Regions from separate parts of the Homo sapiens genome. Here region 1 is linked to region 2. A link is a contact called in ENCODE Hi-C data. All regions are on one chromosome and are shown on one strand. Each heading gives the region's core, a stretch centred on a gene start or an enhancer-like site at or near the end of the contact. The rest is flanking DNA. Distances are from core to core; before and after follow the strand shown. Region 1 has its middle 140 kb from the start of FAM124B. Region 2 has its middle 180 kb from the start of FAM124B.

What was found. Hi-C counts contacts between places; a loop is a spot of excess contacts on that map. Pooled maps may share reads with other maps.
Region 1: a loop to region 2 is called in a map of PC-9, with 2.8 times the contacts of the local background. The contact joins two enhancer-like sites. A Hi-C loop is called at or near these places in 6 of 168 maps with a recorded cell type or tissue (Caco-2, PC-3, PC-9 and 3 more) and 3 of 50 pooled maps.

The regions. Positions count from the first base shown.
Region 1 is chr2:224,261,337-224,267,569 of GRCh38, forward strand. No RefSeq gene overlaps it. Among named protein-coding and RNA genes, the nearest start is that of FAM124B, 140 kb to the right of the region's middle. Within about 2 kb of position 2,420, at least 3 of the 41 ENCODE cell types and tissues checked have a DNase peak (open chromatin) inside an H3K27ac peak, as active enhancers do; they include PC-3 and PC-9, where a contact is called at or near this core.
Region 2 is chr2:224,220,286-224,226,510 of GRCh38, forward strand. No RefSeq gene overlaps it. Among named protein-coding and RNA genes, the nearest start is that of FAM124B, 180 kb to the right of the region's middle. RefSeq lists enhancers at 1-721, 4,907-5,529 and a silencer at 394-594. Within about 2 kb of position 1,491, at least 6 of the 41 ENCODE cell types and tissues checked have a DNase peak (open chromatin) inside an H3K27ac peak, as active enhancers do; they include PC-3 and PC-9, where a contact is called at or near this core.

The DNA of each region.
Region 1 (6,233 bases), core at 1,170-3,669, 42 kb after region 2:
GGAGTAAAAAACCCAATATTTCAAATTTCCTGCTTTATTAAAATCTTTGAAAGTTTTAGTGTGGATGGAGGTCAAATGCATTTGCTAAATTATGTTTTTTGAATTCTACTGGTTGAATCATCTGTGAACTTGGGCATCCCTAATGCTAACTTTGCAGAGAGAAACTGCAGCTGACTCCTAATACGTTAAGGGTTACTAGAGAAACATAACATTATGAAAGGAAATGTATTCATCCTTTATGAGTCTGTGTTCTTACATCCAGTAAGACTTTCTTATTGTGGGATTAAAGACAAGATAAGGATAGACAGGAGTAGTTAATACAGAAGATAAGGTCTTAAACTCCACTCTGCAAAAGTATTGGCTGGGGAACCCAATTTCTGGATCCCAATCAGAGATTCTGAGGTGAAAAGGAATCTGCATTTTCAACATAAGTCCCAAGTAATTTTGTTTTTTGGTTTTTGGGGTTTTTTTTGAGACTGAGTCTCTCTCTGTCACCCAGGCTGGAGTACAGTGGCACAATCTCGGCTCACTGCAACCTCCGCCTCCTTGGTTCAAATGATTCTCCTGCCTCAGCCTCCTGAGTAGCTGGGATTACAGGCATGCACCACCATGCCCAGGTAAATTTTTTTGTATTTTTAGTAGAGACAGGGTTTTGTCATGTTGGCCAGGCTGGTCTCGAACTCTTGACCTTAAGTGATCCACCCGCCTCTGCCTCCCAAAGTGCCGGGATCACAGGCGTGAGCCACTGTGCCAGGCCCATCCCACATATTGCTGATGCAAATTGTCCTTGATCCACACTTTGAGAAATTCTGGTGGAGTTAAATCACTTTAGATGCTGGTTTTGAAAGACAAGACCACCTCCCAGCACATGGCCTATATTGCGGCATTTCAGGGGATTCAGCGTAGCTGAGGCCTCATTATGACAAGGCATGGATTAGCAGTATTTGCTTGAGTGAGGGAAAAAGCCTCAAAAAAATCCATAATTTGTCAAGTGCTGGGTGTTACATGACATCATATTAGGTATCAGGGAATTAATACACATTCTTCACACCTACCTGGCTCTTCAAAGGACAAACATTAATTTTCAACTAGAGCTACATAACCACTTGCCTTCCCGTAGGGCACATCAAAATCCCGCAAATCTATTTTTGATCGCTTCTCAGAATAAAAGATTTTTTACCTAAGAAAATTCCATGCTGTAAAGATTTTAAATTTGTAGTTACCAACCCACATATTTCTAAGAATGTTACGAGATTTCAGTCATGAAGCAAAAGGTATAATAAGATCTCTTATAAATAACAACAACCTTGGAAACTTAAAAAAAATAGGCATCAATGAGAAAAATCTATCCTTGACCATGCCTCTTGTTACTGCTCCCTAACTCCAAAGCACACCCCAAGAAATTATTGGGGATGATACACTAAAATCAACAAGCCAACAGGTGCTAAGGGAAAGAATCTGGAGTGTGAAGAGTAAGGTTTGAATTTTAATGAGCTTCATCATAAGCTTCCTTTAAACGTTCCTCCAGGAAGACACTTTTGTGCCGTCATGTTCAGAACAGGCTCACATCTGCGCTCTGCCTCATATGAGCTGTGTGACTTAGGGCAGGTGAGATGGCCTCTCTGAACATCAGTTTCCAGATCTTTAAATGTGAAGCTGATAATGTCCTACAAGTGTGGTTATTAAGAATAAATAAGATGGCTGGGTGTGGTGGCTCACACCTGTAATCCCAGCACTTTGGGAGGCCGAGGCGGGTTGATCACGAGGTCAGGCGATCAAGACCATCCTGGCTAACACAGTGAAACCCCGTCTCTACTAAAAATACAAAAAATTAGCTGGACATGGTGGCGGGTGCCTATAGTCCCAGCTACTCGGGAGGCTGAGACAGGAGAATGGCCTGAACCCGGGAGGCGGAGCTTGCAGTGAGCTAAGATCACACCACTGCACTCCAGCCTGGGCAACAGAGCGAGACTCTGTCTCAAAAACAACAACAAAAAAAGTAAATAAGAGAGAGAGTGGATGGTTACTAAATCCAATATTTTCCCCATGATAGTGTGAACATTTAATTCAGAAAGAAAGAAAAGAAAAGAAAGCAAGGGGGATGAAGTAATTTAATAAATTTAAAGTCTTTTTTTAAAAGTAGTTCAGAAAATGCAATATATGAGATCACAGTGGTTAAGACACAGCTTTTAGTCAAAGAAACTCAGTTTTAAATCCTGATCCAGTCCCTTAGTAACCCTGTGGCTTTGGGCAAGTGATTTAAAATCTTTAAGCCTGGGCTTCTCATCTTAAAAATGTGACTAAGATAGAAATACTGTTGAGAATTTCTAGGAGAAAGAGTATAAACTGCTTAGTCTAAGGTCTGGGAGAAGATAAGCCCTTGCTCTGTGATAGTCCTTATTCATATCATTGTTTCATTATTACTCATTAACAATAAAGGATAGATGGAGATCCTTGAATGTTCCTTTCCTTGCAAACTTATTTTGGTGCACGTCCCATAAGTTTGCAAAAGATCAAATTACATGATCTTGGCCTTCTGGCAGAACAACTTTATCAGTCTCAAAAGTAACCTCTAAACTCTTTTTTCCAGATAACTGGAGGCTGCCCACATAATATTTGGCTTCTAAGTCTTGGAATGATTGTCATTTTGCAGAGAGCTCCTGCCAGCTGAATTGGAGACCAGGCATGCTGGTTACAAAGTCAGTGAATCTTCTAACCCTTTAAATAAGAAAGTGATTTAATCTTTACAGTTTAAATCACAAAAAAATGCCTATATCCCTAAGAATCCATTGAATTCTGATAAAATGTGGGCCTTGCGTACCCTTAGAGGGATAAAAATGTATACAGATTCAATTCAATCATTCAGGCTAATAAAAGAAAGACTTATAAATGATATGCAAATTAGGTAACACATACGCAAATCATAAGCCAAGTCTTTCTGTGAATTAAACAATCAAGAATTGTCTCTACCAAGTATTTCTGAAGAGAATTAGGAGGAAAGTATAACTGTCATCTGGTAACATGCAGGTAAAATATCCAGGCGTATGGAGGAGGGGGAGGGGAGAAAAAGGATGTGGATGATTCTGCCGTTTCAGATCCTTGGAAAGTGTGTTTGGGGAGAGGAGCTGGGAGTTTCTGCTCCCAGCCAGACCGTGTTATTCCAAGCACATGTTGTCAAGAGTTAGTGGCAGCTCGTTTCTCAGAATGACTCTAGCTTTCAGAGGGTTCTGAACTCAACACTTGTTTTAGATATTCTGAGGTGTTCACTAGTCCAAGAACCTCTAATTCCTTGGAAAATAGCCATATTTACAAAACTTGTTTTCTCTTTTTTTGGAAAGACCATTTTCTACCCATGCTTGAAAACTTTATTTCATACATGTTTCCTGTGCCAGGCCCTATGGGAAGCACTCCGCATGCAGTATTTTACTGAATGTCCAAGACTTAGGCACATGAGCCCTAAGAGACCTGCAGGAGTAGGGAGACTATGAATCTCTCTCTTGACTCCAAACCCATGTTCGTTCTCCAAACATTAACGAAAAACTACAAGAGAATGATGCAGAGTTCCGCCCTCTACAGAGGCAGGCATTATCTAGCAGCGGAAATAGACCCGTCTGACGCCAAATGAGATGGAGAAAATAAACACTGCCAATGAAATACTGGGGGTGGGGCAATTAAAGAAAGGAAAATTGCATCTACTTGGAGCCATCAGAAGAGATTTCATGGAGGAGGTGGTACGTGAACTGCGCTTAATGTATCTGTTGCAGGGGGAGATGGGAGACATTCCAGAGAATAGAGCAACAAGAGGTAAAAACATGCAGAGGAGTTCCTGAACCACAAATAGTAGACTTTGGCCAGAACGTGAGTTTTGGACATTGGAAGGATAGGACTTTTTATAGTAGTTACTAAACACATGTTGTGCTAGTTAATTCTGTTGGTAAATAAGAGATTTCTTTTTCTTTCTTTCTTTTTTTTTTTAATTATACTTTAAGTTCTAGGGTACATGTGCACAACGTGCAGGTTTGTTAGGGACATGGATGAAGCTGGAAATCATCATTCTCAGCAAACTATCGCAAGGACAAAAATACCAAACACCGAATGTTCTCACTCATAGGTGGGAATTGAACAATGAGAACACTTGGACACAGGAAGGGGAACATCACACACCGGGGCCTGACGTGGGGTGGGGGGAGGGGGGAGGGATAGCATTAGGAGATATACCTAATGTAAATGATGAGTTAATGGGTGCAGCACACCAACGTGAATAAGAGATTTCTAAAAGCTCTTTATCAAGAGAAACGGTGACCTAAGAACTGTGCCTGAGGAAGATTACCCTAGAGCTGTGTATAGGAAGGAGTGGGTTGGAGGAGATGGTAGGCTGGAAGATTCATCAGATGGCTTGTTTAGGATCTGATGAGGATGGCAGAGAAGGTGGGAGAGATGGCTGGGTGGTGGGTGAGGGCCCCACGACCACTCTCTGTCTTCACTAATATTTCCAGCACATAGCACATCACCCGGTACTAAATGAGTACCAATGTGGAATGGATGGAAACCAGGCAGGAAAAGAGTGAGCAGGTGAGTGAACCAAGGAAGGAGGAGGAATAGAGCGAGGGAAAGTATTAGAGACATTGCTGACTAGGACTTTGGGAACTTGAGTTAAATATTCTCAACTTGTAAATGTCAATCCAAAAAAAAAAAGAGTGCATATAAAAACTGGTAAAATCTGAGTGAGATCTGTTGTCTAGTTCATTGTATTCTGTCAGTGTCAGTTTCCTCGTTCTGATAATGTGCTATGTATGTAAGATGCTAACATTGAGGAAAGTTGGATGCAGGGGACATAAGACTTCTCTGTACACTTTTGGCAGCTTCTTGTGCGTTCATAATTAGTTCCAAACAAAAAGAAATGTTAATTGTAAGTCAACATAAGTTGCAAAACACTTTCATTGCCTTGTTCTATCAGACGGCTGTCCTTGTTCTTGCTTCCTGTCTTTGGCAGCTTCCCAGGCTAAGGCAGGACAGGATAACCGGATGGGTGAGATGGCCTCTGTTAGGCACCTCAGACTCAGTGACATGCCCCTGAATCTCTGATACTCTTCAAAAACATTGCCTTAATCTCCCAAAAGAGTTGCTGTTTTTTCTGGAGGTATCAAAGTTTACAAGTTTTCCACTTCAAAACCTTTCTTATTCCGTGATCCAATACATTAAAAGAGCTTTAAAAATGTTATTGTCTTTCTATTAAAACTTTCTTTTATATTTCCTGCAACTCGGAATTGTTCAAATTATTAAAATTCCCCATGTCTTACTCTTCAGTCTACATAAGACATAATTCAATTTTTTTCTATTTACTTTTAATTGTTACCATGAAATAGGTCGAGCTTGAAGTACTCATACTTAATGAAAAAGCTTTTTAAAATTTTTAAAGTAAATGATTATAATGAAATAGTTAAATTCTGTCCTACAGTGAATCTATTACTCTGAAATAGCTCCAAGTATATTTAGAATAAAAGATGAGAAAGAAGAGGAAATTGTGGGCAACAGACATTTTTCATCACTGAGTTTGGAAGAACTATACACTAAACAAGTGCTACTCAAAGACTGGAAGTTTGAATATTATTTAACTATAAGGAGATGGTACACCATGTGTCTTCCTCTATAATAAATTTACAGCATCTAGACATACAGTAAACACCTAGTAGAGCTTTCCTTTCTCCACCTTTCTCCATCTCTTTTTCCCCCTTCTTCCTTCATTTTCTTATCTTAGAGAATGTGTCATCCATATTATACTGGACAACTTCCAATAAAAAACCTGCCACATTTTCTAGGAAATAGGCTTGTCTGTTTCTTAATTTCAAGAGGCACATATAACCTGTAGGAAAGAAAACACATTGAGCTTTCATGTCACTTGAGCTTCAAAACCTAAATGTAGAAAACATCTCTAAATAAATAGACTCCAGGTTTCTTCAAAAAGTTGTTACTATGGAAGGAGTTATGGTCACTACTCTTAAGTTTTCTAAATATCTTATGAATATAATTCTGTTCAGCATTTGTGTAACGCTACTGTTTTCCAAATGCTTCATTTAAACCAACTCATTTGGTTAAAAATGTCATATGACCATCTTTAAATATTAAAAAGGTATATTAGGATCTAAAACGTTTTTATACATTATCACTCAAACAGTATGAGTTAAAAAGTTTGGAGTGCCATTGATCATTGATCAATATTCATGAATTTTTTC
Region 2 (6,225 bases), core at 241-2,740:
TAGTGATGACAGGAACACTTCGATTCCATGGCCAGTGGGAGTCATGTGCAACCTGTCTGCTGGATGAACATTTACTACATAACTCAGAGATAGAATTAACTGGCTCCGGAGTCATGAGGAACATGTATAAATAAAGCAGTTAAGAAAATTACAACTGGAAACTTGAAATAATGACTTGACTCACTAGTTCTTCCTGAGTTCTTAACAGTAAACTGCCCAGAATTGTTGCAGAGTTGACACCTCCAAAATTGTCATTTGGTTTCCTGAACACAGTTCAGAGTTCAGTACTTCCTACTTCCCTGTCTCAGTTTTTCCTCAATGATTCTCAACCAGAGGAAGCAATACCTCCTCAATCCCTGCTCCCGGGTTCCCCAAGGCGGGGTGTAGGTGCAGAAAAAAGTTAAATCCAGCTTTACACAGATTTGCTCTTCTATGAGATTCTTGCCTCAAAGATGAGAGAAAATGAGAGAGAATGTTGGCATCTTGTTGATGAGTCATTTGAGACAATGCTAAGTCATTCTTAGAAAAGCATAAGGAAATAGACATTCAATATTGAAGTTTGGAGTTGGAGACAGTTCCAGAACTTATTATGGAAATGGCATTTGCCGTAGATAAAATCTAATTGAGAAAGACAAGTCTCTAGAGAATCTTTTTGGTCCTGAGAAATTTGGGAGCTTCTATCAAAAGAGCAGGAGGTAGAGACTAGCACCTTTGGCCAGAGTGGCTGGTAATTGATGTCTGTGTCCCTGGTTTGAGAATCCCAGCTTTGTTCAAAGGAAACCCTGGCTGGCTCTGCCCACTCACTGGACTCAAGAGCCCTCAGCAGTCCATGGAGATGCCAGTTACAACCTTAACAGCATGAGGAGGAAGAGAAAAACCCCACTATCCACGGATAGTGAGGGAGTGGCTGCTGGAGACTTTGGGACCACCCAGCCTGGGAAACCTGGGAATCTGCCCTCTCCTGACCAGACCTAGACAACGTGGGCAAGATTATAAATGGCATAAGCATTTCACAGACCCAAGAAAAGCTGGGGAGGGGAACAATGAGTGAGATCTTGGCAATATTTTGGGTAAAACTGGGGCTAGCTCTACAGCTGCCAAGTGACCGTGATTGTGTGCATCAGAAGAATCCCACCCCACTGTGGATGAGAAGTTGATCTGGCTTTGGCAGCAGTCTCTTCATTGATCATCAGGACTGACCTGACCCACATGGCTGGCTCAGAGGAGGCCCTTTCCCTCCTAGACCAGCAGCCTCTCTTCTTTGACACTTTGTTCCCAACAGATACAACTTCTGTTACTAAACCTCCTGGGATATGAGGCCGTTCCTCCCACCTCCCCGCACCCACTTCCTACAGAAAACGGATCAGGATCAACCAGGCCTTTGAGCCACATTTCAACTCTAAACAGTGATTTGTTTTTACAATAAGGAGTGAGCCAGCACACGCTCCTTTGGAATTTGAAAGGAATTCCTTTGCCCAGAGGGGTGATGACTTGGGCATCAATTCGCACTTTCCTGGTAAATGCTCTCCTTAGGAAGTAACCCAGAAAAACCATGCTTAGTCATCAGCAATCACATGTATAAAAATCATGAACTTGTCTGAATCACCTTTCTGGTAAGGAAATAATCAACTAGAAGTCAGTTTGAGACAGTTGTTGAAGAATAGTAAGCAACCCTCACCTTCAAGTCAGCTGCTTCTTTTAATTAGTGACAGTAGAAAAGCATTAACAATTAAGGCTTAACTAAGAAAAACAAAAGAAAAAATAATAATGCAGTATCAGGGGGAGATGCAGAAAAAAAGGAAAAATGAACAAGATTATGAAAGCCTGCTGTTATTCATATATTTAAAAAATTCCACATTTTTATAAAGTTCAGTTTAGTAGTTTTTTTTTTTTTTTTTTTTGGAGTGTTTACTGTGTGCTAGACAATCTGCTAAGTTCAGGAGGTAGAAAGATGAATAAGACCAAGTATTTCTCCTAGAAAAACTGTGCTAAGCACATGGTAGACATTCAATAAATGTCAATTCTCTTTTTTCTGCTAGTGAGAAAAATTCCGTATTCATGAATATTTATTGTGATTGCTTAGCGATTTTTTAAAACAATCTGCTGTGGCAGAGAAGGCTAACTATCCTCCTAAATACATTCTCATCTTATTTGGGCACAGTAATAGACTACATTTCCCAGCCTCCTTTGCAAATAAATGTGACCGTGTGATTAAATTCTAGCCACTGCCGTGTGATCAGAAGTAATGAGTTGCTTCTGTGCTTAGGATTTGTAATATATGGTCATAGCTTCACCATGTTCACACTTTGGGCTACCATGGCATAAAAATAGATTGTTCTTTATCCTGAGGCCCTTCTCTGAAGAATTCTTAAACAGGGAGATAGGCATGATCAAATTCACTATGAGTAAAATCCTTCTGGTAGCTGGTAGGAGATGAGTTGCAGGACTGGCAAAGCCACAGGGCAAGCAGAGCAGTTTGCTGGCTATTGCAGGAATTCAGGGGGAAAATAACGGGGGCCTGAAGTAAACTGCCTCTGGGTATGAAGAAGAGAAAGCTAATTAAATATATTATTGTCAGTCCTCAGTTGCTAAAAGTTATTTGAAGGCAGATGGGGATGGGAAATGTAGTAGCTTTGTCTCGATCCCATAACTCACTGGACACAGCCAGGGAGAAAGACTCCCACCACTTTTTCCACTTCCTCCTCTTTCTCCAGCTTCTTCCTCCTCCCCAGCTCTGTTAATTTTCTATTTTTCAAACATCAGGATACACCCTTGAGTGCACATACAAGGAAGACAATGTTAGTGGAAACTCCAAATTATATGATCGCCCTCCACAGCTAAACCATAGTCCAATACCACTGCAAATTATTTATAAAAATGCCTTTAGTCAGCAATTCTATGATTAGCCTTTGGAAGGAATCTTGCTGGAGAAAAATACTTATCAACAGAAAGCTTGCAAAAGGAATACTTAGCAGAATGCTTTACACTAGATTGGTTAGACTAGAAGGCAGGAAAAAAGATGAGAAAAGTATTTTAACATAGAATTTATAACAATTTTTGTAATAAGAGGAAGATGTGCAATTTTCAATAAAGAACAAATTGCAAAAAGCTTACGCATCAGATTAATCAGGCACCAGAAAACTGCAAAAGTCTTGATGGTCTAAACCATTGCCAGGATACCGTAGAGATGCATTTACATACTTGATCTTAATTAGGTAACTTATATCTTCTCAATAGTCCACCATAGCAAAGCATGCTAACATTGTCAGTCTGAACCTCAGAATTTGAAATATCTTTTGACTTTGATTTTATAGATATATTTTTCCTTAATGAAACTGGGGAGGGAGAAGCTTTGCAAAAGTTCAGAAATATCTTGTTTCCCATTATTTAGCTTCAATGTCTTTCCTTTGACCTCACTTTCAGCTGTAAGATTACGGTACACCTTTAGCTACATATGAATATTCCTGGCACTTAATATTTGATTGATTTGTAAATCCTAAATTAACTATCTAAACTTTTAGGAAAAACTACAAGTCTTACTTTTTGACAAATTTGACTTGGGAAAGAGGAAACCATTTTGGCAGTCTGAGAGGTTCTAGCTTTGACTATAAGGAAAGGAAATTTTTTAAAAAATGCTTTTCTGTCTCTTGATGTTCTTAGTAGAGAGAAGAATGTTTATTCTTTGAAGATAAAATGTAGAGTCAGATTAAGAAGGGAAACATCTGCCAATAGAAACAGCAATGAGAATTAGTTATGTGTCGTGGAAAAAAATAAGATTTAGCCCAACTATGTTGATATTACTTAGTAAGATTGGACAACAGAATTGGCAACAATATTTCTTATTGAACTATTTTAAGGAAATCCTATGAAAGTAATTAAAAATAAAAACATTGAATTGCTTCAGCAGAGAGAGTGTGTATTTCTTTTCTTCTACCCTCAACATTTTGCAAATCTATAGTAAGAGCTTGGAAGAAGAATACAAAAAAAAAAAAAGCACCTCAATATGTGGAACAGATATGGAAGTTAACTGTGAAGCAAGGTTTTATATAGCAAACTTTTTCCCACTGACTTTCTTCTTAAAATGGAATATATTCTACTGCTTCAAAACAAAAATGACTTCCAGATGGAAATAAAAATTGAACCCAAGAATGCAACATCTTTTCTATAGCGTACATTTAAAGTAAATTAAATTGGCTATGTTACTCATATTAACACAAAAAATACACATGCCAAAAGTGAAAATTATAGAAATGTCAAGCCATTGTGAAAGGGAATAATGCCTTAATATGTGGCATTTCCAAGTATCTAAGTCTTCACAATATGCTCATAATTCCTACAGATTCAAGTCTATTCCACTTCAAGTTTCTTCTTTATGGTTTGTTTTTAAGCTTAGTGTCACTTACTAATCTCTATCAATTCAGTTTACACTGAATTTAGGAGTCATTGATCAGTAAATTACTTGAGATCAGTTATAACCACTAGGGGAACAATCCACTGTGCCATGATGGTTGTTCATACTTAAGTTGTGGTCGGCAAACCGTTTATTACCAGTCTTAGTAAAGAAACTAAGACTAGGCATCAAGAAACTTTTATCGCAATTTAATATTGCTATGATATCTAAGCATCCACTCTAAATAGGAATGTTTCATTCAGTTACAAATAGACCAAAATAATAAGCTGAAGATAGACGGGACTTCTTTTAAGTCTTTTACCACAAATAGATTGAGAAGTATTGGTCTACATTGATTTAGGAGATATAATCATCATCCAAGTGTGGGGACAGGAAGATGCCAGATGGGTAAAAGAGAAATATTTTGATCATCCCAAAGTTTATTTTTTAAAAAACTAAAAGTTTTCCAAAGAGCAAAGGGCACCACTAAAAGCATAATCCACCTTCTAAATATATAACTTGGGGTATAGTCAGGGGAAAGCCAGAGCCAAATTGTCAGTCTGGCAGATAATTTTCAAAATTTATTATTAATAATGAATAACACAATACATAGTCAATAAAATCACTCAAAATTATATTATCCAGAGATAATCCCTGTCAGGCCTCTGAGCCCAAGCTAAGCCATCATATCCCCTATGACCTGCACGTACACATCCAGGTCGCTGGTTCCTGCCTTAACTGATGACATTCCACCACAAAAGAAGTGAAAATGGCCTGTTCCTGCCTTAACTGATGACATTGTCTTGTGAAATTCCTTTTCCTGGCTCATCCTGGCTCAAAAGCTCCCCCACTGAGTACCTTGTGACCCCCACTCCTGCCCGCCAGAGAACAACCCCTTTTCCTTTACCTACCCAAATCCTATAAAATGGCTCCACCCCATCTCCCTTCGCTGACTCTCTTTTCAGACTCAGCCCACCTGCACCCAGGTGAAATAAACAGCTTTATTGCTCACACAAAGCCTGTTTGGTGGTCTCTTCACACGGACGCTCATGAAATTTGGTGCCGTGACTCAGATCGGGGGACCTCCCTTGGGAGATCAATCCCCTGTCCTCCTGTTCTTTGCTCCGTGAGAAAGATCCACCTACGACCTCAGGTCCTCAGACCAACCAGCCCAAGAAACATCTCACCAATTTCAAATCCAGTAAGCGGCCTCTTTTTACTCTCTTCTCCAACCTCCCTCACTATCCCTCAACCTCTTTCTCCTTTCAATCTTGGCACCACACTTCAACCTCTCCTTTCTCTTAATTTCAATTCCTTTCATTTTCTGGTAGAGACAAAGGAGACACGTTTTATCCCTGGACCCAAAACTCCAGCGCCGGTCACGGACTGGGGAAGGCAGCCTTCCCTTGGTGTTTAATCATTACAGGGACACCTCTCTGATTATTCACCCAGGTTTCAGTGGTGTCAGACCACGCAGGGACGCCTGCCTTGGTTCTTCACCATTAGCATCAAGTCCTGCTTTTCTGGGGAAGAGGCAAGTACCCCAACCCCTTCTCTCCGTGTCTCTACCCCTTCTCCACCTTTCTGGGGGGCAAGAAACCCCCATCCCCTTCTCCTTCACCCTTAGGGGCAAGTCCCACTTTTCTGGTGGAGGGACAAGTACCCCAACCCCTTATATCTCTGTGCCCCATCCCTTATTTCCATGCCCCAACCTCTTATATTTCTGTGCCCCGATCCCTCATTTCCATGCCCCGAACTTGTATCTCTGTGTCTCAACCCCTTTCGTGCTTTTCTGGAGGGTAAGAACCCCCAAACGCCTTCCCTCCGTGTCTCTA